2 separate regions of the Mus musculus genome follow, and region 1 is linked to region 2. A link is a loop called in an ENCODE intact Hi-C map of the cell type or tissue named here. Cell type or tissue: left cerebral cortex. All regions are shown on one strand.

Evidence for each region. Peaks named below come from ENCODE experiments on the same cell type or tissue, not always from the same donor. Only the 100,000 strongest peaks of a DNase experiment are listed, where the experiment ranks them.
Region 1: a loop joins it to region 2, with 8 times the contacts of the local background. A loop is called at or near these places in 1 of 42 quality-filtered maps.

The regions. Positions count from the first base shown.
Region 1 is chr1:192,128,115-192,133,114 of GRCm38, reverse strand. It overlaps Rcor3 (REST corepressor 3), which reads left to right. Exons shown (of 12, transcript NM_001346740.1): 3 at 2,655-2,732. Among named protein-coding and RNA genes, the nearest start is that of Gm10516, 6.3 kb to the left of the region's middle. In left cerebral cortex, no CTCF peak of the experiment used is centred here; no DNase peak of the experiment used is centred here.
Region 2 is chr1:191,905,047-191,910,046 of GRCm38, reverse strand. It overlaps Slc30a1 (solute carrier family 30 (zinc transporter), member 1), which reads right to left and starts at 3,266. Exons shown (of 2, transcript NM_009579.3): 1 at 2,434-3,266; 2 at 1-1,196. The coding sequence starts at 3,040. The coding sequence ends at 292. It overlaps 1700034H15Rik (RIKEN cDNA 1700034H15 gene), which reads left to right and starts at 2,520. Exons shown (of 5, transcript NR_030669.1): 1 at 2,520-2,987. In left cerebral cortex, a CTCF peak has its summit at 2,389 (motif pointing right); DNase peaks (open chromatin) are centred at 2,426, 2,834, 3,357, 4,024 and 1 more place; H3K4me3 peaks cover 4,054 bases; H3K27ac peaks cover 1,300 bases.

The DNA.
Region 1 (5,000 bases), 220 kb before region 2:
TTCTAGGTTCAGTGAGAGATCCTGTTTTTTGTTTTGTTTGTTTTGAATTTTTCTTTCTTTCTTTTTCTTTTTTCTTAAGAGTCGGGTGTGGTGGTGCTTGCCTTTGATACCCACAGAGGCAGGCAAACTCTTATTAGTTTGAAGCCAACTTGGTGTACATAGTGATAGTTCTAGGGCTACATGAAGAGACCATGTCTCAAAAAATAAATAAAACTACAGGGATAGGACAAGTAGGAGAAGATGTCCTATGTGATCCGGGACCAACACATGATTTGTGTATCCACATTACAGGCACACACATGTGCACACACATGCATATACTACAGACAATTTACTCATGCTTCTATGTCACGAGGAAAGCCTTTACCCCCTATTTGAAGATACTATACCAATACTACAGGACCTAGTTTATAAACAGTTTTTAAGTGGTTAGAGCATCTTAGTCTCAGGATCTAAATTCTCAGTGTATTTGTTCACAAAGTCCTGGGTTTTAATGTCTCAGAGGGAGTCTTTAAAAGCTCTAGTTGCTGGTTTTGTACCTGAGTCCTACCTCATTTTTCCCATCTCGTATCTTAGTGGTTGATTGTCCTGGATGTGTACATTATCAACTTAGCAACTTCATTTTTGAAAAGCACTAAAGTAGTTATTCCATCTCTATTACTATAGATGAGGGAAACTGAGGCACAAGAGGCGATCTTCAGGGTGGCACACTTGCTGCAACTGGGAGTCTGAAACTATACTCTTAACGCAGTACCCTAAAGTAACTCTTTCCTGTAAAAATTTATTTCTTGGGCCTAGTTGATGTATGATTGAAAAGGTTGGGGTTCATAATTAGGAAAAGAACATTGTGAAATGCCTAATTGAGCATTCTCTGTTTTAAGGCCAATTAGATAAATACTTATATCATCCCACATTAGAGGAATAGTTAGTGTCCTAAACGTTGACACTGGTTTCTGTCTCATACTAGATCCTTAATTACAATATTGAAAATTTGGGGCAGTAATATCTGGTATTTTAGATGGAGAAAAAACAATGCCTACTTAAGAGGAGATATGCAATGAGGCAGCAGACTTCCTGTGATTCAAGAATGAGGTCCATGGGCTGAAGGGATGGCTTAGTGGAGACAGAAGATTGCCAACAAGCGTGGGCTCTATCCCTGGGACTCATACATGTACACAACATATACTAACATGAAAAATGTTCTTAAAGAATGGGGAGCAAGAAATTACATTCCCTTGTTATGAAGTACTATTAAAGTATAAGACTTAATGAAGCTTTTATTTGCTGTGTCATGTTTTATTAAGAAAGATTTTAATAATCTTACTGTCACAATTCATTGAGTAAAAAGAATCTGTTCCTTGATATAATTGAAGTTAAGATATTTACTTGAATATACATTTGAATATCACGTTTTTCTAAGGTAAAAGCTTCTGACCAGCTTAGATAGAATGCATTTCACTTCTGTTGAATAACTTGACTTTTGTGTTTATAAGGTGTTTTGTTTTGTTTTGTTACCTGACAGGCCCATGACAAGAAATTAAATGTCTTAACATTGAAAATGTTTTGTTTTTTTGGTTTGTTTGGGATTTTGTTGCTTGCTTGGTTGAAAGATTTTCACTAAACACTTACTGCACAAGCCTGCTTCAAACTTTAGCTCTTTCTGCGGCACCCTCTGCTCCCGAGTATATCACATACCCTGCTGATACTGAAGTGGAATTAGTATGATTCTTCCAACTAACATTACTTACTAGACATTTAATAGTAATATTTGATGCTTCTCCAAAAGTTAAGTATGAATAATATTAAATTATTGACCCATAAGTAACTTCTCTGTGTGGAAATTGTAGTAAGGAATGTTCTCCACTCCAAATACCTTATAATAATCACAGATTAACCTCAGATTTCTACTAATATTTTATGTGACTAATTTGAAATTCTGACTGCTAGTGGTAAGTAATATCTACCTGGTGAAAATCAACTGTTTTAAAACATGGCAGCAATACTTAATATGTTGCTAGTTTTAACTAACTTGTAGCTAAGGATTGGGTGGAAGCCAGAAAAGTCTCCTGCATAATGAGGTGTCTAGAAGCCTATAGTGAGTGGTCCTGGCCTCAATGTATGGGCTTTCCTCCATCCAGACCATTTCAGCTTATAGTAGTGAAGCTTAATGTTATGGACTTTATAGTTTATAACATGAGAAATACACAGGAAAGGACAGTATTCTTCCAGATTTAGCCAGATCATATGAACAAGAAATTGTGTTAACTTTTATGCCTTTAAAAGGAAGGCTGGCAGACTTAGGAATAAGGTAAAATACAAGCCATGAAGGGAGACGATAGCAGTTTGACCCGTGTACACAACACCGTGTAAGTGTTCTGTAGGGTCAGTTTTGCATGGTGATCCCTAAGTAGCACACAGGAGGTCAGAGGTCAGATGAGACTGTCACCGTCAGGTGACAGGAGTGTGTGCTTCAGGAAGTTTTTCCAGTGGTAGCAGGTCTGCTACAATGTTTCGCTCATCTTACATAAGTCTTTTGTGAAATCTGTTTTCCTGTGTGTTCTTTGCAGGTATTGTACTAAAACAAAATGTTGCTTATGTTTAGTTGGGATATAAGTAAAAGGCTATCCTATTCAAAATAATTAATTTTTCCTCAGGTGCTACCAAGTACACAGATAAAGACAATGGAGGCATGCTTGTGTGGTCTCCTTATCACAGTATCCCAGATGCCAAATGTAAGTTTTTTTTCTGAGATCTAATGTTACCATCAGTAAGAAATCAGCCTGTTCAAAGTGTAATTTACATTTGTCTTTTAGTCTTTTAGGTTTGCTAAGAACTGAATTAGCTTTGTTTCCTTTTTTTTTTTTTTTTAATGGAAACCTTCGCTGTGTTAGAATGTTTTTCCTTTTGAAAGATAGTGAAATTGATCATTTCAGTTTGTGTCAGGCCCATGAAGAATGCAAAAACCTAGGATCTGATGGCTTTGGTGCTTAAATCCTCAAGCAGGGGAGGGAATTACTATGTAGACATCTGCACAGGCTTTTCCTCAGTCTATGGAGCAGTAAGAGAAATGCCGCCAGACTCCAGAGAGCCCACTCTCATTCCCATTTTAAAGAGGAGAGGTGAGAGAGCTGACTTCAGCAGCCATCAGGCCATCTGGTGCTCTCCATTTCTGCACAGAGACCTTCTGGACCCTTGACCATGCACTTCTTGAATCATGGTGTGGCTTTAGACTTCAGTGTGATGTAGCGGACCCGAATCCTTTGCGGCACATCAGATATAGGAAACATACAGGTAACAACACTAAGACCCCCACCCCTCCATTCAGCTATCAAATTTATTAAATAACAACAGCAGCTACACTGAACAGTCATTCTAGCATACATAAAATAAGGTTTTCTTTAACAGTATTTCCTAGGATCTTATGAGCTTATGTCTTGTTATGATTTATTTAGTCTTGAGAAAAATAGCCATGTCCTATCTATCCTGTGCATAGAGTCTAATCAGGCCAATCGATGCAATTAAGAGCTAAAAACTGAAAAGTGATATGTGTCTGGGTACCTAGTAATCTTCCTAACTTAAAGGCTTTAGTGTAGTAGGTGAAACTTCACCTGCTGATAAGCTAGGGATCCTGTGACCTGGAGGCATTCAATAAGAAATATGTACCTAGAGCCTGAAAGATGTGGCTTTCACAGGTTTGCTCATTATTATTATATATTAAATAAAGAGGTTTTCAATCATAAGTTGAGCATCAGAGCATTGTGTAATTTTGATGTTTGATACAATGGTGCATTTTTAACAAAGTAAAAAACTAAATGCAAAAAGCTAACATGCCCGTTAGGATGGTATCCATGGGGCTGTCCACCATTAGAGTGATGTCCACATGGGCTGCACAAAGCTGGTCTGAGGCAGTGATCAACCCTGGTTATGCTCTGTTAGAGACTCATAAGGAACTTTTCAAAGTATTGGCGTCTAATCTGATCCACATCTTAGAGACAATGCCTGTACACCTTAAAGCTTCGGTCATGGTTCTAGTGCCCAGTCAGAGCTGAGACCACTTCTGTTCAATGGGGTTCCTTAATTTGCTATCTAAAGGTCTGTAATGTGTGTTTGTTATATTTAACCAGAATCTTTCTAGGTCTGTAGTGTATGTAAATGGATTCTAAGTAAATATAGCGCTTGGATTTTCTGTACTCCTGAGCATTTTCCGTGTGTTAACTCATTTAACCATGAGAGACTGTATTGTTTTTATCACGAATTTAGAGCAGGAAACTAAGGAACAAAAGCTCAAATTACTCCACCAAAGTTAAAAGTGTGAGTAACGAACAGAAAAGCAAGTCCATGTAGATAGAACTTATTCCGGGATCAGAATTCTTAAATTTCTCCTTCTCAGAAATATGCTTAAAGGAATAACTACATATACACACGTGTAATAAATAATTTTTAAAGGATAAAGACATGACTATGGACAGCACATAAAAGTGAATCCTGAAGGTAACAGACTGCTTAGTAATGAGGCCTTGAAGTAGCTGGCAGGCACATGGTTATTAAAGCTGCTTATCTGAATTACTGCGATGGTGTAGTTACATGTGGGAGATAAGTGAAAACAGGATGTCTAAGCTCATAAAGACGCAGAAGAGCTGGAAGAACATCGACGCGTGCTCAGCGTGCCGCTCTTCCATGTAGCCTGCAGAATTTATAAACATGAGAAGGGCATGTTACACAGCCAAGTGTCTCAAGTGATCAATACTCAGGGCTGACCTCAGTGTTTTACCGTGTGATGAGGTTTCAGCGCCTCCGTCCGCGTGGGTGATCGCCAACATACAGAAATAACTGGAGTAATGTTACTCAATTTACCAATAATTGTTCCATATGTGTTCATAGGGTTAACAGGTTAGATGAGACTTTAAGCTGAGTGAAGAGCCACAGATTATAAGTCTCCTTTAGTAACAGCTCATGGATCATATTGGCTATTTTTTTACTCAGAATAGTAAACTATTTTA
Region 2 (5,000 bases):
TTTCATTATGTCATATAAGATTTATACTTACTTTAAACAAAAATGTAACATAGTGTTAAAACTGGCTTTCAAACGTGTTCCAGCATAGCTGCACTATGCACTAAGAATCACAAGGCTGCAATGTAGCACTCTCTATTAGGCAGTTCCATTATGTTCTTACAAAAATAGAATTAAACTGTGCGACCAGACAAGGACTTCAATTACACTACTTGGCAAACTTAGTATTTCAATGGAGTCTATTTTCTCTTGCAGTTTAAAAGCAAAAGTCAAATATCACATCTTTTTCAAGACTCACAAAGATGATTCGGGCTGTTTGTTTGGCACGTTTTTAATCTCTATCACCACAGCAGGGAGACTGCCTTCAGCTTTAGTCCTCCTGGCCTTCTTCTCTAGATTCTCACTGAGTTCTAAACAAGAAATGCTAACTGTTGGCGCCTTCTCTGCATCCTTCCCAGAATGCACCTGTGGCCGTGTCCCGCAGCACTGCTTCAGGGCACACTGAGTTCTGCAGGCGAGCTCACACGGGAGCACACTTGACTTAGAGCCGACGCTAGCGAATTCAGGCTGGATGGTGGTAGCGTGGATTCCATGATTATGAAAGACATCTTTAATGGTCTTGGCCACCTGCATGTAGGAAGCGGGGTCCTCACATTTTATGTGGGCAGTGGCGATGATCCTGCTTCCCGCCAGCTGCCAGACATGTAGCTCATGGACTTCCTCAACGCCGTCAACGTCTCGAAGCTCTTTCACCAAGTGTTTGATATCGATTTGCTTAGGGACAGTTTGTAGAAGAATGAGAGCAGACTCCTTGAGCAATGGGTAAGTCGTGTACAGAAGTATACAAACCATTATAATACAAAGGGTTGGGTCTAGGTAGAGCACCCAGCATGGGCCAGCGTCACGCATCGGGGCCTGGGTGCTGTTAATTATCTCTACAGACGATTTGCAGGGATCAGGAAAACACGGGTTCGTACAAAAGTCGTCTTCAGTACAACCCTTCCAGTTAAAGTAAAAGACCAAGGCATTCACGACCACGATCACGGAGCCCAAGGCATCTCCAAGGACGTGCAGAAACACTCCTCGCATATTCAGCTGCCCAGCCCTGTTGTCTTCCGCTTCCAGATTGTCAGACTCCTGGATGAGATTCCCATTTACTTGTACATCCACTGGGTCATCACTTCTCAATTTTTCTGGCTCTACAACAAAACAATACAATTTTCACTAAGCACATTTAAAGTGTCCACAGAAACATCTTGTCTGGCAGTGAGTGAGTTTAAACTTGTTTCATAAAGCTGTGACAATGACAGTGTGCTGAGAGCAACCCACAGTGAGCTAGCCCTGGGTCCCGCCAGTACCCAACAGCGGAGAGTCCACTGTGTCACTGGGCTACTGCTCCTTGTTCCTTCCCACCTCTCACCTGCCCTCACTGCTGGGATGGGGTCGTGTAAACACTGCGTCACCTCTCTGAAACATACAAGAGAAACAAAACTCTAGGCAATCAGTAAGCATCACTGAAGGGATGTCCTCTGACAGGAACAAACCTGATGTGAGGGTCTCTGTCAGTGGCACTAGACAGACTGAGAAAAGCAGCTCTAACGTAAAATCATCGTCAAGAACATAAAACATAGCGTCTTTGTAGAAGGGTTCACAAACTGACAAATCAACAACCTGGGTCTATTGCTGGGGGTGCAGGCCTTGACCCCAGAGAGACATGCAGGAGGTAATCTGTGAGTTTGAGGCCGGCCTGTCCTACAGAGTGAGTTCCAGGACAGCCAGGGCTATCCTGAGAAACCCGTCTAGAGGAACCAAAAACAAACCAACAAAACAACCTGAAGCTATCAACAAAGTTGGAAGTCAACAATCACTAAGTAACCTGAAAGTTCCCGTCAGAGGGCACACCTGAGGAGCTTCTCTTTCTCCTTTCCCACGCACCACCTGAACTTCCAAACATGTTCCTATGCATTGGAGAAGGTAAGCTGCCTCCGTAAGTAACCTAACCAGATACAAGTGGCAAGAAAAACTGGAAGATACACACAATGTTAACATCGAGGGTGGTAGGTTCTTTCTCATTTCTTTTCAACACTTACCTTCCAAATTACCATCAAGCACACGTGCTCAAGATGAAAAACGCTCGTTAAAACCACGAGAGTAATACATCACCACTGGGTCGAGCACCATTATGCCAACCCGAGGAGGTGAGGGTGCAACGTGCCTTGGCAGGTCCCTAAACAGTGATTTTCCGGATTAGGTGGTCGGTTCAGGGAAACACACACTCCCGTTCACAAAGGCCGCCTTTAACCAGGGCCCACACACCCCCAGCACATCATTATCAAACTTGTTCAGTGGGCACGAAACCACCGCGCACCTGGGCGCGGGGCGTGGCACCCACCGCGGTCGCCAGGGGGCGCCTGTCCCGAACACTGTGGCGCTCACCTGCCTGGTCCGCCTTCAGCCCGTTGGAATTGCTGGTGTTGGCCACCAGCGTGTTGGTCTCCTCCTGGTCCGGCGCCCGGCCCGGCGGCGCGCCCGCCTCGACCCCCGCGCGGCCCGCCTTGCGCGCGCCCTTGGCGAGGTGGCCGTGGCCGTGGCCGTGCGAGTGGCCGTGGCCCGCGCCCTGGCCCTCGCCGCTGTGATGGTGGAACAGACAGAGCCCCAGCACGTTGACCAGCAGCCCCGCCACGCCGACGCTCAGCACCACGAGCGGCTGCTGCATCTCATGCGGCTCGATGAAGCGCTCGACGGCTTCCAGCAGGATGGCGAAGCACAGCCCCGTGAGGAAGATGGCGTTCACCAGTGCGCCCATCACCTCAGCGCGGATCCAGCCGAACGTGTTCTTCTGCGTGGCGTGAGTCCTCCGGGCGAAGCGCTCGGCCACCAGCGCCACTACGAGCGCCAGCACGTCCGACAGCATGTGGAAGGAGTCGGACAGCATGGCGAGCGACGCGGTCACCCGGCTCACCACCACCTCCAGCACCATGAACATGAAGGTCAGCAGCAGCATGCACAGCAGCCGGCCGCGGTTGCGGCCCCAGCAGCCCATGGCGGCGGCCTGAGGCTCGGCGCTGACGCGGGAACGGGAGCGGCGCTGTGGGGAAACCGCCGGCCGCGCAGCTACTCAAGCGCCGGCGCTCGGCTGGGCTGGCGAGGCGGAGGGCGCGGCGGGCCACTGCGTGCCGAGGGGCTGCCGAGCATCGGACCGAAGCGCTCGGGAGACGGCGTCCGCGGCGACTGCGCTCGGCCCGGAGGCGTCCGCCGTCTTCGCCCCCCCTCCTTTGCAGACGGTTTACAAAAAAACTTTGCTTTGCACTCGGAACCCCCGTTTTCACACGGACCCGAGCGTGACAAGGCCCCGGTGCCCCGCCCCCCAGGCCCGGCTCGCCTCCCCATTGGCCAGAGCTGCCTCACGACAGCCCCGGCGTCCCGCCCTTCCTCGGCCTCTATTGGCTAGCGCGGCGGAGGGGCGGGAGGGGGCGGGGCGCGGCCGCGGGAGCTGGGGGCGGGGCCTGTGCACTGGGGAGCCGGGCGTGGGCCGGGGGCCGCGGCCGGGTGCAGCGGCGGGCGGTACGGGGGAGGGTGGGCGCGGGCCGCGTGCAGCGGTGGGCAGGCGGCAGGGCGGTGGCGCCGAGCCCTGGGGCGCAGTGAGCAGTTGCCGCTTCCCGCGGTGCGGGTTCCGGGCCGCGGTTCCCCTTTGCCGGCCCGGCCGCCCCAGACTTTGATCCTGGGAGCTGGGTGCACGTGGGGGCGGCTGGGTGACAGGTCGGCGCCCAGGAGGGGCGGGGAGTGTGGGCTGTGCGGACGGCGGCGGGGGCGCGGCCGCGGCCGAGTGAGGAGCTGAGTTAGGAACTGGTTGCTAGCAGCACAACCTTAGCCTCAGGAACACTTTCCATCCAGGGGTCACCCGCACGGCCACCCCCCACCCCTCCCCAGGGCAACCGTGTGAAGTCAGCTTGTCGCTGACACTCTTAAAGTGTGGAGTGCTGACTTGGGGCGGGAGCCTGCTGCGTGACTTGGGCAAGTCACCTAATCTCGCTACACCTGTTTCTTCATCAATACAGGGAAGGGTTGGGCAAGTGGAACTCTTCTGCTTCCTTCTAGCTAAAATTCCAAGGCTCTGTGATTTCACACTATTTATAGGTTTTTAAACCTCCGAACCCTTGTGTGGGCTGTTTGGAGGGGGAGGGGCGACCAGAATACAAAAGAAGATGGTGGGGAGGCACGAGGAACCAAACACCCTTGCTGAGTTGGCTAAAACTCTATGGAGTTCGTCCTCCAAGCGAGAACAGTGGATGTGTGCACATCTATGTGGGTAAAGCCCCCCACACCCCAATGGAGGCTATAATCATCAGAGAGGCCTCTGTTGAGTCGCCAAACCTGCCTTTCGAAGGACCCTCTGGGTACCAGCTATTGCATTGAGATATTCATGGCCCACTGTGTTCTTTTGCATGAAAAAAATTTCCTTTTGGCTTTTCTGAACAGTTTCTGTGAGTAAACCCTGGCTGTGCTGGAACTCCCTCTTTAGACCAGGCTGTCCTTGAACTCAGAGATACAGCTGCTTCTGCCTTCTGAGTGCTGGGATTAAGGTGTTCGCCACCACCGCTCAGCGGAAAATCCTATTCCAAGATTGCCTCTCACTTTGTACACCTTGTTCTCATCCCAGCACCCAGACTGGAAAGCTAGGCGGGTAAGAGAATAAATAGAACCTGGTGACGGACTGGGTATTGGGCGGCAAGAGAGCTAAAGGGGAGGATTAACAGGTATGTTTCGAAGCCGGTGAGGGAAATCCTGCCTTAAGTGGCATTTCTTGGGAAATGGGAAAACAGTGAAATCCACTTTGAGATGCTGAATTTGAATAAGCATGATAGCAGGGCTTAGATTGGACTCTGGAACTCCAGTAGTCACCCCATGCGCACAAAGTGGGAAGCACAGCTTCAAACTTTCTCCCAGCCTGCCTATATAGAAGTCTAAATTTGGAAGGCACTTAAAGTATCCTTAAGTCACTG